Linked DNA regions of Homo sapiens: regions 2 and 3 are each linked to region 1. The links are chromatin contacts, found by Hi-C or POLR2A ChIA-PET in ENCODE. All regions are on one chromosome and are shown on one strand. The core of a region is the stretch at or near the end of the contact, and the rest is flanking DNA. Distances in the headings are between cores, read along the strand shown. Region 1 holds the start of PCSK1N (proprotein convertase subtilisin/kexin type 1 inhibitor). Region 2 has its middle 24 kb from the start of GLOD5. Region 3 holds the start of SLC35A2 (solute carrier family 35 member A2).

Region 1 (4,076 bases), core at 880-3,379:
ATCAAAAAGTCTGATAATATGAAGTGTTGATATGAATGCAGAAAAATGGGAACTCTCATACTATGCTGGTGAGAATTAAACTGGCAAAGTAATTTTGCAGAGCGGTTTGACAATATCTAAAAAGATGCACATATCCTATGACCCACTCCTGGGATGTCACTCCCCAGAGCAGCTTTGGCACATACGCTACTGGTCACAAGTTCGTGAAAGATGACAGCAGCACTGTTCGTAATAGCATAAAAGGGCGGGGGAGAAAGAAAAGCCTGGAAACAGTCCAATGTCCACTGACAAATTGAGAATACATATATAAATCATGATGTCCTCATAGGATGTAATATTATGCAGCAATAAAAATAAATGAATTACAGCCACATGCATCAACTTGGATGAATCTCGTGACCAGAATAGAGCCAAGGGAAAAAAAAACGTCAAGTTCCAGAATTTCACTGCAGACTGCCTGAGACTACTAGACACCCTGAGGACTTCCTAGTGACCCCTAGTGACTACGAGGAACCAGTCACCCAGTATGATTCCGTTTCAATGATGTTCAAAAGCAGGAAAAACTAAACAATGGATTTTTTTTGAGAGCTACACATATGTGATAAGCTACAAACAAAAGTAAGGGATCAATGGACAGAAAATACAGAATAAGGACTGTGTGGGGACAGGGGCTGCCATGGCGAGGGGCACGCAGGGGCTTCTAACTCTTGGTCAGGCTCTATTTATTAAGCTGAGTGACTGCTACACGAGAGAGTTATTTTGTCATCATTCTTTACATTGTACATATATATTAAACACATTGTTACACGGATATAAGGTAACAGTTTTTTTTAATTCCCATCTTTGATGCAGACAGTATTGAAGAGCTAGAGGAGGATGCCTCTCCAAGTGCCCTTGCTGGCGCCCACCACTCCTCAGTCACCCCGGGGTATCACACTCACCAGCAATCACAGCCTCACACACACTCATGAGGACTGACAGGCCTGGAGATGTCACATATACAGCCCAACACTGCCACAGCCACATGCAAGGACCTGCACACGTTCACATCCGCAGCTGCTCCTGCAGTTACAATCGCCAAGCCACCCAGGTGCAAGGACATGCACCATCCTTAAAGACACAATGCAGCAGAGAGACATCATGGCTCCTCTCCTCAGGATGACACAGCTCCACAAAGAAACGGAGAGAAACAGTCTCAGGAACACGCAAACGAAATCCCAGGCACTTGGTCCAACAGAACCACTATGGAATGTGCACACGGAGATGCGAAGACCATTCCCTCTCAAACACAAACGAAATCACACACACACACACACACACACACACACACACACACACACAGAGAGAGAGAGACAGAGAGAGAGAGAGAGAGACACGCCCATAGGCCAAGCCAACACACATAATAAGGATTCACAAATATCCACACGGTGTCACTGAGAAAACAATCGGACGCACAAAAGAATCGCGCACAGAAGTATCCCGGTATCACACACACTACACACCCAGACGCACCACGGCACCTTTCTAGGACACTTGGAAGCGCTCAAACCAAAGAACACACACTTTCAAGGACACGACACCTCCACACCGCTCTCCTCACATCACACGCACACACACTGATGCGCGCGCGCCCTTTCTTAAAGCGCCTTAGTGCCGTGGACAGCGTCACAGGCACCGGGCACGGAGAGGTGGGCAGGGCACGGTTACCGGCGGCGCCCCGGACAACGCCACCCGCACAGGCAGAGACCAAGTCAGGTCTCAGGTGTGCCGGCGTGGCCTGGGCGCGGACCGGCGGCCGGAGCCCGGGCCACCCTCGTCGATCTCTCCGCACGTCCCGGGAGCCGGCTCGGGCGGGGGTGAGGCGGCGCAGCCCCAACCCCAACCCTCGCCGGTGGCATCCTCCCCCAACCCCCACCCCTCGCCGGACTGGGGTCGCACCTTTACCGGCCGCGCGCAGAGCGCGGGGGGCGGCCGAAACAGGCCGAGCAGCAGCAGCACCAAAAGGCCGACGCCCCCGGCCCGCGGCCCCCAGAGCAGCGGCGACCCCGCCATGCTGCCCCAGCGAGCCGGGCTCCGGACGGGCGGACTGGCTGGCAAGTGCGCAGTGCCGGGGCGAGCTGGCGAGGCTGCGGCGCTCTGCGGCTGCGCACGCCCGGAACCAGGCCCCCCCCCCCCCGCCCCCACCCCACCCACCCGACCGACGCAGGCGCAGCCTGGGGAGCTGGCAGCCCCACCAGACCTCCCGTCGCCATGGAGATGCCCAAAGGGCAAGGTGGAGAGCTGGCGGTTGCCATGGCAGTCGGAGGGCAGTTGCTGGGGCAACCGACCTTACTGTTACCTTAGTAGACAGGAAAACAGGCAAGAAAAATTGACTCAGTGGAGTGGAATGGGGGTCTGGTCCTCATCTCTCTTCCTGGGGGAGGAGATGGACTTTAGTTTGTTCATTAGATAAATAGTTAATGGATCACCCGCAGTGGGCCCGGCCCGCGCCAGGGAGATGGGTTCAATCTAGGTGATGTGACCATGGACAGCTCAGTTGGCCATTCTAAGGCTCAGGCTCTCAGCGGCGTAAAGGGGTTACTACTGACAGCCTCCCTCAAAGTGACCTTGGAGGTTTAGAATGACATTCAGTAGGAGCTCCATAAATGCTCCTTTCCATCCTCTCCTTGTCTCTTTGTGTTTTTTTTTTTCTGACAGTGTCTCGCTGTGTCCTCCAGGCTGGAGGACAGTGGCCGGATCTCAGCTCACTGCAATCTCCACCTCCAGGGTTCAACCAATTCTCATGCCTCAGCCTGCCAAGTAGCTGGGACTACAGGTGCCCACCACCACGCCTGGCTAATTTTTGTATTTTTGTAGAGATGGGGTTTCGTCATGTTGCCAGGTTGGTCTCCAACTTCTGAGCTCAAGCAATCGGCCCTCCTCGGCCTCCCAAAGTGCTGGGATTACAGGCGTTGAGCCACCATGCCTGGCCCCAGCCCAATACTTTCATCTCTCCATGGCTCTCTGTGTTTATCTTTCTGCCCTTATGTGCCCACAGCTCTCTCTGTGTCTTCCTCTCCCCATATGTCTCTCCTTGTCTATGACTTTCTCTCCTTTCATCTCTCCAACCGCTGTCTTGTCTCTGTCTTTATTTTACTGTCTATATCTACTTGTTTTCCATAGATAGATATATACATAGATACATATATGCATAGACTTTACCCATATATTGTTCCAGAAATAAGTTCAAGCCACTAAAATGACATATCAAAGGAAACAAGATCTTGAAAAAATGTATGTGTATCCATAGGGGGAAAAATGTTGGGGAGGAAATGTCATCAATGGTTATCTCTGGGGAGGTAACTAATGGTTTGTTACTTTCTCCTTTATACTTTTCTGTTGTCTGAAAAAAAAAAATTACAATAGGCCAGGCGCGGTGGCTCATGCTCGTAATCCCAGCACTTTGGGAGGCCGAAGTGGGTGTATCACCTGAGGTCAGGAGTTTGAGACCAGCCTGGCCAACATGGTGAAACCCCATCTCTACTGAAAATACAAAAATTAGCCAGGCATGGTGACACGCGCCTGTAATCTCAGCTACTCAGGAGGCTGAGGAGGAGGAGAACTGCTTGAACCTGAGAGGCAGAGGTTGCAGTGAGCTGAGATGGTGCCACTGCATTCCAGCCTGGGCGACAGAGCAAGACTCCGTCTCAAAAACAAAAAAAGATCATCTGAATAAATGAAGACACAATACATGTTCCTGGATGAGGCAATTTCATTTTATAAAGATGTCAAGTCTATCCAAACTAATATATAATTTCTATGTAATTTCAATTTAAACCCCAGCTGAATATTTTAAAGAAAATCAATTAAATGTACTTTTTATTTTGTTTTATTTTTAATCCTACTCCTTCTGTAATAAAATGTGTAATAAAATTTGTTTTGGTTTGTTTATTTGTGTTTTGAGACAGGGTCTCACTCTGTCACCCAGGCTGGAATGCAGTGGTGAAATCACGGCTCACTGCAACCTCCACTTCCCAGGCTCAAGCAATCCTCCCACCTCAGCCTTCCGACTTGCTGGGACTACAGGTGTTCCCCAC
Region 2 (4,076 bases), core at 854-3,353, 98 kb before region 1:
ACCCTGTCTCCACACGCAAAAAAAATTATTTTGGGACAGGGTCTTGCTCTGTTGCCCAGGCTGGAGTGCTGTGGTGAGATCACAGTTCACTGCAGCCTTGACCTCCTGAGTAGCTGGGGACAACAGACACGTGTCACCATACCCGGCTAATTTTTTTTTTTTTGTAGAGATAGGGTTTCACCATGTTGGCCAGGCTGGTCTCGAACTCCTGGGCTCAAGGGATCCACCCACTTTGGCCTCCCAAAGTGCTGGGATTACAGGTGTGAGCCACCGTGCCCAGCCTACAAGAAAAAAAAAAAATAGCCGGGCCAAGTGTGGTGGTACGCACCTGTGGTCCCAGCTACTCAGGAGGCTAAGGTGGGAGGATTGTTTGAGCCAGAGGTCGAGGCTGAAGTGAGCCATGATTGCACCACTGCACTCCAGCCTGGGCAACAGAGAGAGACCCTGCCCCTAAAAACATACAAAAAGGCCTGGGCAACATAGTAAAATCCCACCTCCACAAAAAATAAAGAAAGTTAGCCGGGTGTGGTGGCACGTGTCTGTAGTCCCAGCTACTCAGGAGGCTGAGGTGAGAGAATCACCTGAGATTGGCAAGTTGAGGCTGCAGTGAGCCGAGATCACACCACTGCACTCCAGCCTGGGTGACAGAGCAAGATCCTGTCTCAAAAATAAATAAATAAAAGTAAAGACACACAAAAAAAGAAAAGAAAAAAAAACTCTGCACATCCGGGGACAAAGATCCATAAACAGCTTAGAAACCTTGGGACATTCTGGACCAACGTAAACAGAAAAACAGAAAAGAAAAACAAAAAAAAACAAAAAAAAAAGAAAGAAAAAAGAAACCAACCCTGGGACAGAGACCCACAAAGATCTCAAACACCTAAACCTCTGAGACACAGATTTTCAAACAGCAAAGAGACTTCACAGTCTTTTTATAAGTCATACCCTGAACTGAGATTCCAAAACAAATCAGACTTCACATCCTGCACACAGTCCTCCAAACTGCAGAGTGTAATAACTACCCTATGATGAGCTGACTTGACTTGAGAATCACTTTCTTCCTACTACCTACCTACCTCACCAGCCAAACACCTCCCCTGTCTGATGTTTAAAATCCCATCATTTAAAAGCGTACTCTTTTAAGTCTTGCCCCCACCTTCCAAAATTCTCCTTGTAGTTGCCACAAGCTCTTCAGCATCCCAGAGCGTGAAACCATGCATCTCTCTTTTAATCACTTATAGCCCACCCCATCACACTCCTAGTCAGGCCTGGTCCTGAGGGAAGCCTCCAAATCACCCTCTTCTGGGAGATGGGGGCTGGCCTGGAGGAGGATCATGAGATCACCTTGAATCTTATCTGCTGGACTCAGACCTACAGGTAGCCTGAAAGACAAATGCCAGGGACCCTGAAGAATTTTTCTTAGTGCTGTTGTGAACGGTGAGTGGGTCCTGAAATCAATATAATGGGATGCAATAGGCATTGCTTAAAAAAAGAAAGAATAGGTAAAAGAAAATGGAAAAGATTACCCGACACACTCTGTGCCAGCCCTTGAGTACAAGCCAATAATGCCAGCTTCTTTTACAGGTGCACAAGTTGAACTTCCCAGACGGGATTCGAACCTACGATCTCCAGTAGCCAAAGCCCTGCCTCGGCAACCCTGAACGCCAACCCAGGAGCCAAAGCGCTTGCGCCGAAACAGCAGCCAATAGGAACGCGGAGCCGAAGGACCCGGCCTGTAGCCTCTTAGTGATTCCGGAAAACCTCGGTACCCTGGAAGAGCTTAGGTAGGCAGTCTCGCGGTGACCAATCAGAGCTCAGGGCAAGACTTTGTCCCGCCCTACGCAACTCGTCCAGGAAGCAATCGCCGCTCCGCGGCCTTCCTCCTCACCCCACCCCCGGAGTTGATTCGCATCTGTATAGCCAACCCGGCGGGAACGGATATATTAATAAAAGCTTGGTGGCGGCGGCTTCCAGACAGGTGGACGCTTTAGGCCGAAGATCGGGTCCGCCCGGCGCGGGGGTCGGTCCAGGCAGAGCCATTCTCTCCTCGGTCTAGGGTGGAGGCCGATCCACTCGCGGGATGAGGAGACCTTTCGTGTCTCCACTAGTACAATGGTATCTTCCGAAATACACGACCCCTCCCCTGTGGTACCTCCCATGACCGTAGTGGTATGGTCCTGGAGCTGCACAGTCTAGTCGTTAACCCTTCATTCCCACCGCTCACGCTCCCCTTGTGTGTGCGACAAGGACTCTTTCATGTCAGTGTCAAGTGAATCAATCTTCAGTTCACCGCAAAAGAACTAAATGGACTCTTTCATGCCTTCCTCCTGCCCACGTTCCAGCCCTGTCTCCCCCAACCGACGTCCCCCAGAGCACTGTCCCTGCCCCATACCCTGATGATTCGTTTGAGAGCAAAGGCCCAAGCGTCCAAACCCTTGCTGCAGAGCCACCGCCCATTAATGGGCATTCATTCCCGAGGCCACTGATGGAAGTCTGCCTTTGTGTGGCAGCATTTATCAAAATAAAAAGCAGACACCCCTCCTTACTGGAATGTCACCACCACGAAGGTAGGGAGGGATATGTGTATTTCTAGACCCCCCAAAGTCTCTGCCTGAAACTGCCCTGCACACAGTAGGTGCTCAAAAGGGGATTTGTTGAATAAATGACTCCTTTGGCGTGGCAGTTTCACTTTTAAGTATGTGTTCTAAGGAAATAATCATACATACGTGCACAGTCCTGTGTGCACAAGAATGGAAGGAGCAAACAACTAAGGGAGAAAACGGCAAATGCTTAAAGGCGATTATACCATAGAGTACCAGCTGGCTGTGAAACAGAATGAGACCTCATTACTGGAAACACCCAGATAGCTCAGGGAGTTCACATCATTGCACACAGAGCACAAAAGAGCTCAGAGATCTCACACCGTGGGATACAGAGTCCAAAACAGTTCAGGGAACTCACACTGAACACAGACCACAAAACAAAATTAGAGAACTCAATAATGGAACATATCTTAATAGATTCCCAGTCATTTCATAGGTCTCATCCTCGTCACAAAATCCTACAAACATTTCAGAGACCTCACCCTGGGACACAAAGGCCGAAACACCTCAGGGACGTTGCACGCTGGGAAAACAAATCCCAAACACCTTACATACCTCATATCCTGGACGCAGACTCCAAAACAGCTCGGAGACCTCACCACCTGGGATATAGATTAAATCTGGACAGAGACCACATACTCTTTTTGCAGGGTCTCACTCTGTCACCCAGGCTGGGGTGCAGTGGCGTGATCACAGCTCACCGCAACCTCCGCCTCCCCAGCTCAAGCAATCCTCCCACCTCAACCTCCCCAGTAGCTGGGACTACTGAAGCAGGCCACCACACCCGACTAATTTTTGTATTTTTTTCTAGAGACGGGGTTTCACCATGTTGCCCAGGCTGGTCTCGAATCCTAGGCTCAAGCAATCCACTGGCCTGGGCCTTCCAATGTACTGGGATTACAGGCGTGAGCCACCATGCCCACCATGAGACCACATAACTCCACGTAGACCACAAAACAATTCAGAGGCCTGGACACAAACAAAATGAAGGTGACCCACCTGTACTGCCTGGAGAGACCACCTAAAGGACATGCTGTTAATGGAGGCAAAGCAAGTGGGAAAAAATGCTCAAAGAATGGCCTCATAACCTGAGAACCAGCCCTGAAAAGTGTTCTGAGATCTTATACACAAACAGCTCAGAAATCACAGAAAATATATTCTTTTACCATAGTGGAATTAAACTAGAAATCAATAACAGAAATGTATCTGAAAAATCCAAAAATACTTGTAAATTAAACAAAACACTTTTTTTTCTGTTTTTGAGACAGAGTTTTTGCTCTGTTGCCCAGGCTGGAGTGCAGTGGCATGATCTCGGCTCACTGCAACCTCCGCCTCCTGGGTTCAAGCAATTCTCCTGCCTCAGCGTCCCCAGTAGCTGGGATTACAGGCGCCTGCCACCACGTCTGCCTAGTTTTTGTATTTTTAGTAGAGGCAAGGTTTCACCATGTTGGCCAGGCTGGTCTCAAACTCTTG
Region 3 (4,076 bases), core at 1-2,500, 76 kb after region 1:
GATTTCTATGGATTACCTCAATAGACTCATATCACTGTCATCTCCAAAAGAACTGCGAGGATTCCCATTTATGGATTAGCAAACTGAGAATTTATATGAAATGATGCTCCTGTTTAATGAGGGACTGTCTCATGTAAAGAATAACACATCAATGCAGGGAATGAGGCCACTGTATGAGGTATGTTCACCCCCTAAGAACGGTCTTTCTCCTATCTAAGAAATGATTCGATTCCCTCACACTGAGAATGGCCTACATCCCATATGGAATGATCCTCCTCATACCCAGAATGGTCTCTCCAACCCCTCACTCCTGTGACAACTGGTTCCTCTCGAACCAGAATAGTCTACTAAATACAAGAAATGATTCCCACATGCTCCCAGGGACTGAATCCTGTATCAGGAATGGTTATCCCACCAAGAAAGGTCTGGCTCCCTCAACCAGATGAGGAAATACTTCCCTGCACTCCACATGGTCTGCCCTCCCACCACCGCACACGGACCCTCTAGCTAATGAATTTTTCCTTGCTCTACCCACACTCACAATGAGCTCTCTCTGCTATAAGGAAGGACCCGGCACTCTCAGAACGTTCTTTCTCCACCATATAACGATGAGCCCTCCCACCCGAATGTACAATGAACTCTACCTCCATTAGGAGGGAGCCCCCAGAACGGTCTCCTCCGCACATAATGAAAGACACCCCCATCCTCAAAATGGACCCTCTCTAGTCACATAAAGAAGGACTCGCCCCACCCTAACTCACAATAGTCTCTGTCCCTTTATAAGGAAGGAACCACCACCCTCAGAATAGTCTCCCCCTTCTTCAGTGAGGAACTCCCACACCCGCAGAATGGTCTCTTCCACACGGAAGGACTCCACATATTCAGAATGGTTTCGGTGGCCTTAGCCTTCCCAAAAAGAATTACCCACCACACTCACAATGGTCTCTACTCTCCATATGCGGAAGGATCCCACAATCACTCTCAGAATGTTCTCTTCCCCGCCCCCAACACACTGACAATGTGCACACACACACACACACACACGTCGGTCCACACGGGATGCTCCCTCTCACTTTAGTGAGGAACATTCCCGACTCCCAGCGATCCCGACCTCCGCCTCCCATGCGACTGCTCGGGCAGACTGTCTCACCCGCACTGGCGGTCCCCGGCTCCAATGCACCCGCGGAAACCGCCCCTGGCCCGGGCGCCGCGGTGGAACCACCAGCCCCAACCGCTGCCATGTTGGCATCTGCCCGGCCCGTCCCCTCGGCAACAGAAAAACCACTTCCGCGTTCGTCACTTCCGCTGCCGGGCCACCTGAGTGAAGGTGGAGCGAGAGCCGGGATCGTCAGGGTGGTGGCTTTTCTCCTCCGCTCCTAAAAGCTCAATGTATGAATAGCCCCGGGATTTCCAAATTCCGTCGGATCGGGAGGCCGGGGACACGGCCCGATCGGCCTACCCACCATCCCTACAGAGCTTCATCGGCCCATTCCTGTCACTAGACCCGCCTTATCCTGCCGTTCGTCCGCTTCACTGATCGCGCTTTCCAGATCATCCCCCGATCTTGTCTCCTAGACTCATTGGTTCAGCCACCCCTTTCATCTCGGCTCTTTATTGGCAGCTTCTCCATAAGGCGCCGCCCTTTCCGTATCAGAAACTACCAGGTGCTTCATGGTTGGACTGAAATTCCGCTTTCCCGTCTTCCAGAGAGGCCTCGCCCCCTGGAGAGCACACGGGAATCTGGGGACGAAGAAACTTTGACCTGGCGGGGTCGGGGTGAGGGCGTACTGGCATCAGGTGCGAGTCAGGAATGTTAAGCTAGCAGATAAAAGCAGAGCAGGTGAGGATAAACAAGTGAAAATGCAAAGGAAAGTTGACGCACATAAGGGAAGACAAGTGAGTCACCACTGAGGATGGCAAAGGGGACAGGCGAAAGGCTCACAGGTTAGCTAGCATTTGGAAGCAGGGCAAGAGTCCGGGCCAGAGGCGGTGGCTCACGCCTGTAATCCCAGCACTTTGGGAGGCTGAGCCGGGCGATCACCTGAGCTCAGGAGTTCCAGCCTGGGCAAAACGACAAAACCCCGTCTCAAATAAAAAAAAAAAATTACCCGGGCTTAGTGGTATGCACCTGTACCCAGCTACTCTGGAGGCTGAGGCAGGAGAACCGCTGGAACCCGGAAGGCGGAGTTTATACTGAACCGAGACAAATAAGCAGGGCAAGAGAGGGAACAACTCAGGTCGGAACAAGTGAAACCAACATGGAATAGGGTAGGCCAGGTAAGTCAAGTGTTGAAGGAGAAATTAGAGGGATGGGTATGTAAGGGTAAAGATGGGGGAAGAGGCTAAAGATAAAGAGCAAAACAGGTGACTACACCCTGGACAGATTCCAGTCAGCGCCCAACCCCAGCCCCGCCCTGGCCAGTACCCTGACAGGGCTTTTCTTCTGCAACAGGGGAAAGGGCTTCTTCATTCCCCTGGGGTGCCAGGGAAGGTAGTTTTTCTGCTTCTGAGATAGCCATCTTGATTGGGGATGTGCCCTAAACACCTTCAATATGCACAGTATCTCCAACAGAGAACCCTTCTGCACATACTGGGCACTGCATAAGATCAGGGGCAGGGGAATCAAGATTTTTTTGTGTGTGTGTGGTGCAGCTTCAAGAATCCTTAAAGCTCTTTAGGATGGCAACATAAGACTGTGGCTTCCTGAGGACAAAGCAGAGGGACAGTCTGTCTCAGTGCACAGTAGATGCTCCATAAAAGCCTCACACCTACAAATGGCCAGCCGCTTCTGATTCTATTACTTTTATTAAATAGTGGGTTTCCACACATGGCTTTTTAAATAATCCAGGCAGGAGAAGAGAGGAGGGCACACTTGGAACTCCCCTCCCCACAATACGTGATTATTTACATTTTAGTAATTGGACAATCCCGGCTCAGGAGGAGGTTGCAAGAATCTGCAAAAGTTGGAGGGAGCGCCCCAGGAGAACAAACAGCAAGCCTTATTTCCCCTAGCCCATCCCCCAAAAAACCATCCATCCCATCCTAGTGTCTGGTGGTGTCCGGTGGTGTCCATCTTCCATTCCTTCCCAAATTATGGAAGTAAGGTTCTTCTCACCAGAATAAGAGCACTTGGGATAACAGAGTAGGGTCCCCTCACCCAAAAAAAAAAAAAAAAAAAAGAAGCCTTGGGGTAACAACAGGGCATTACCTCCCCCAGAATAAAGAATCCTGGGCTGAGGCAGGTAAGCAGCTTGACCCAATATGGGACCCTAGGCTAGGGGAAAGGGTCCCTTTACTAAAATAAAAGCTACTGGGGTATTGGAAGGAAAGCACCCTTGCCCAAGTAAGAGCATATGAACTAAGTTTGTGTGGTGGTAGTAGGAGGTGCCAATGTGGGGTGACACATCATCAGAATAAGAGTCCCGGGGCTCAGAATGGGAACAACTTCACCAAAATAAACTTCCTTAGCAAAATGAGAAGCAAGAAGTTCCCCCTCCAGAATCAGGGACCACAGGTTCTGGGAGGAAGGCTCCTTTGTAGGATTGGGAAGGGAACTGGGCAGACTTGGTTTATGTCTTCTAACCCCTGATCCTCAATCCCTTACCTTAGTAATACTGGACTTTAATGACTGGTAATGACCTGTAAAACCAAGTCAACAAATGTCCATCTATCCCTGTGACATGGCCATGGGATGGCTCTTCTGACCATTGGGGGCCAGGCCAGGCCAGGCCAGGCTTAGGGTAGCAAGGACCAGGCCAAAGGGGCAGGGCCTCCTTTGGAGGGGTTGAGGGGTACATCCTCGGCTGGTGTTTGCATCCAGGGGTCCAGCAGGATCTCTTCCAGTGAGGGTCGGGAAGAAGGTTTGGGGGCCAGGCACCGGCGGATTAGGGCACAGCAGTCTGTAGGCCAAGAAGCAGAGAGGGAAGATTAGCAGTCAGTAGGGGGTACTGGTCCCTGAGAAGGATGGAGTCTTCTGGGCTGGGGTCAGTGAGGCCTCACCTGGGGAGACATGGGCTGGGAAGTGGAGCTCAGCTTCCAGAATCTCCTGGTCCCTCTCAAAGGGAATGTCCCCACAC

The links. Hi-C counts contacts between places; a loop is a spot of excess contacts on that map. ChIA-PET counts read pairs that join two places held with the same protein, here RNA polymerase II (POLR2A). Pooled maps may share reads with other maps.
Region 2: a loop to region 1 is called in a pooled map, with 4 times the contacts of the local background. The contact joins the enhancer-like site here to the promoter of PCSK1N in region 1. A Hi-C loop is called at or near these places in 2 of 50 pooled maps. POLR2A ChIA-PET finds 5 or more read pairs at or near these places in 4 of 52 experiments (A549, B cell, HEK293T and 1 more).
Region 3: a loop to region 1 is called in a pooled map, with 2.3 times the contacts of the local background. The contact joins the promoter of SLC35A2 here to the promoter of PCSK1N in region 1. A Hi-C loop is called at or near these places in 2 of 50 pooled maps. POLR2A ChIA-PET finds 5 or more read pairs at or near these places in 5 of 52 experiments (A549, OCI-LY7, Panc1 and 2 more).

What each region holds. Positions count from the first base shown.
Region 1 is chrX:48,833,481-48,837,556 of GRCh38, forward strand. It overlaps PCSK1N (proprotein convertase subtilisin/kexin type 1 inhibitor), which reads right to left and starts at 2,130. Exons shown (of 3, transcript NM_013271.5): 1 at 1,939-2,130. The coding sequence starts at 2,052.
Region 2 is chrX:48,735,513-48,739,588 of GRCh38, forward strand. No RefSeq gene overlaps it. Among named protein-coding and RNA genes, the nearest start is that of GLOD5, 24 kb to the right of the region's middle. RefSeq lists enhancers at 1,590-1,719, 1,910-2,169, 2,220-2,269. Within about 2 kb of position 2,104, at least 26 of the 41 ENCODE cell types and tissues checked have a DNase peak (open chromatin) inside an H3K27ac peak, as active enhancers do.
Region 3 is chrX:48,910,396-48,914,471 of GRCh38, forward strand. It overlaps SLC35A2 (solute carrier family 35 member A2), which reads right to left and starts at 1,251. Exons shown (of 5, transcript NM_005660.3): 1 at 1,151-1,251. The coding sequence starts at 1,241. PIM2 (Pim-2 proto-oncogene, serine/threonine kinase) reads right to left here. Exons shown (of 6, transcript NM_006875.4): 5 at 4,000-4,076; 6 at 2,787-3,899. The coding sequence ends at 3,736. RefSeq lists a silencer at 445-494 and enhancers at 855-904, 2,145-2,194, 3,885-3,934.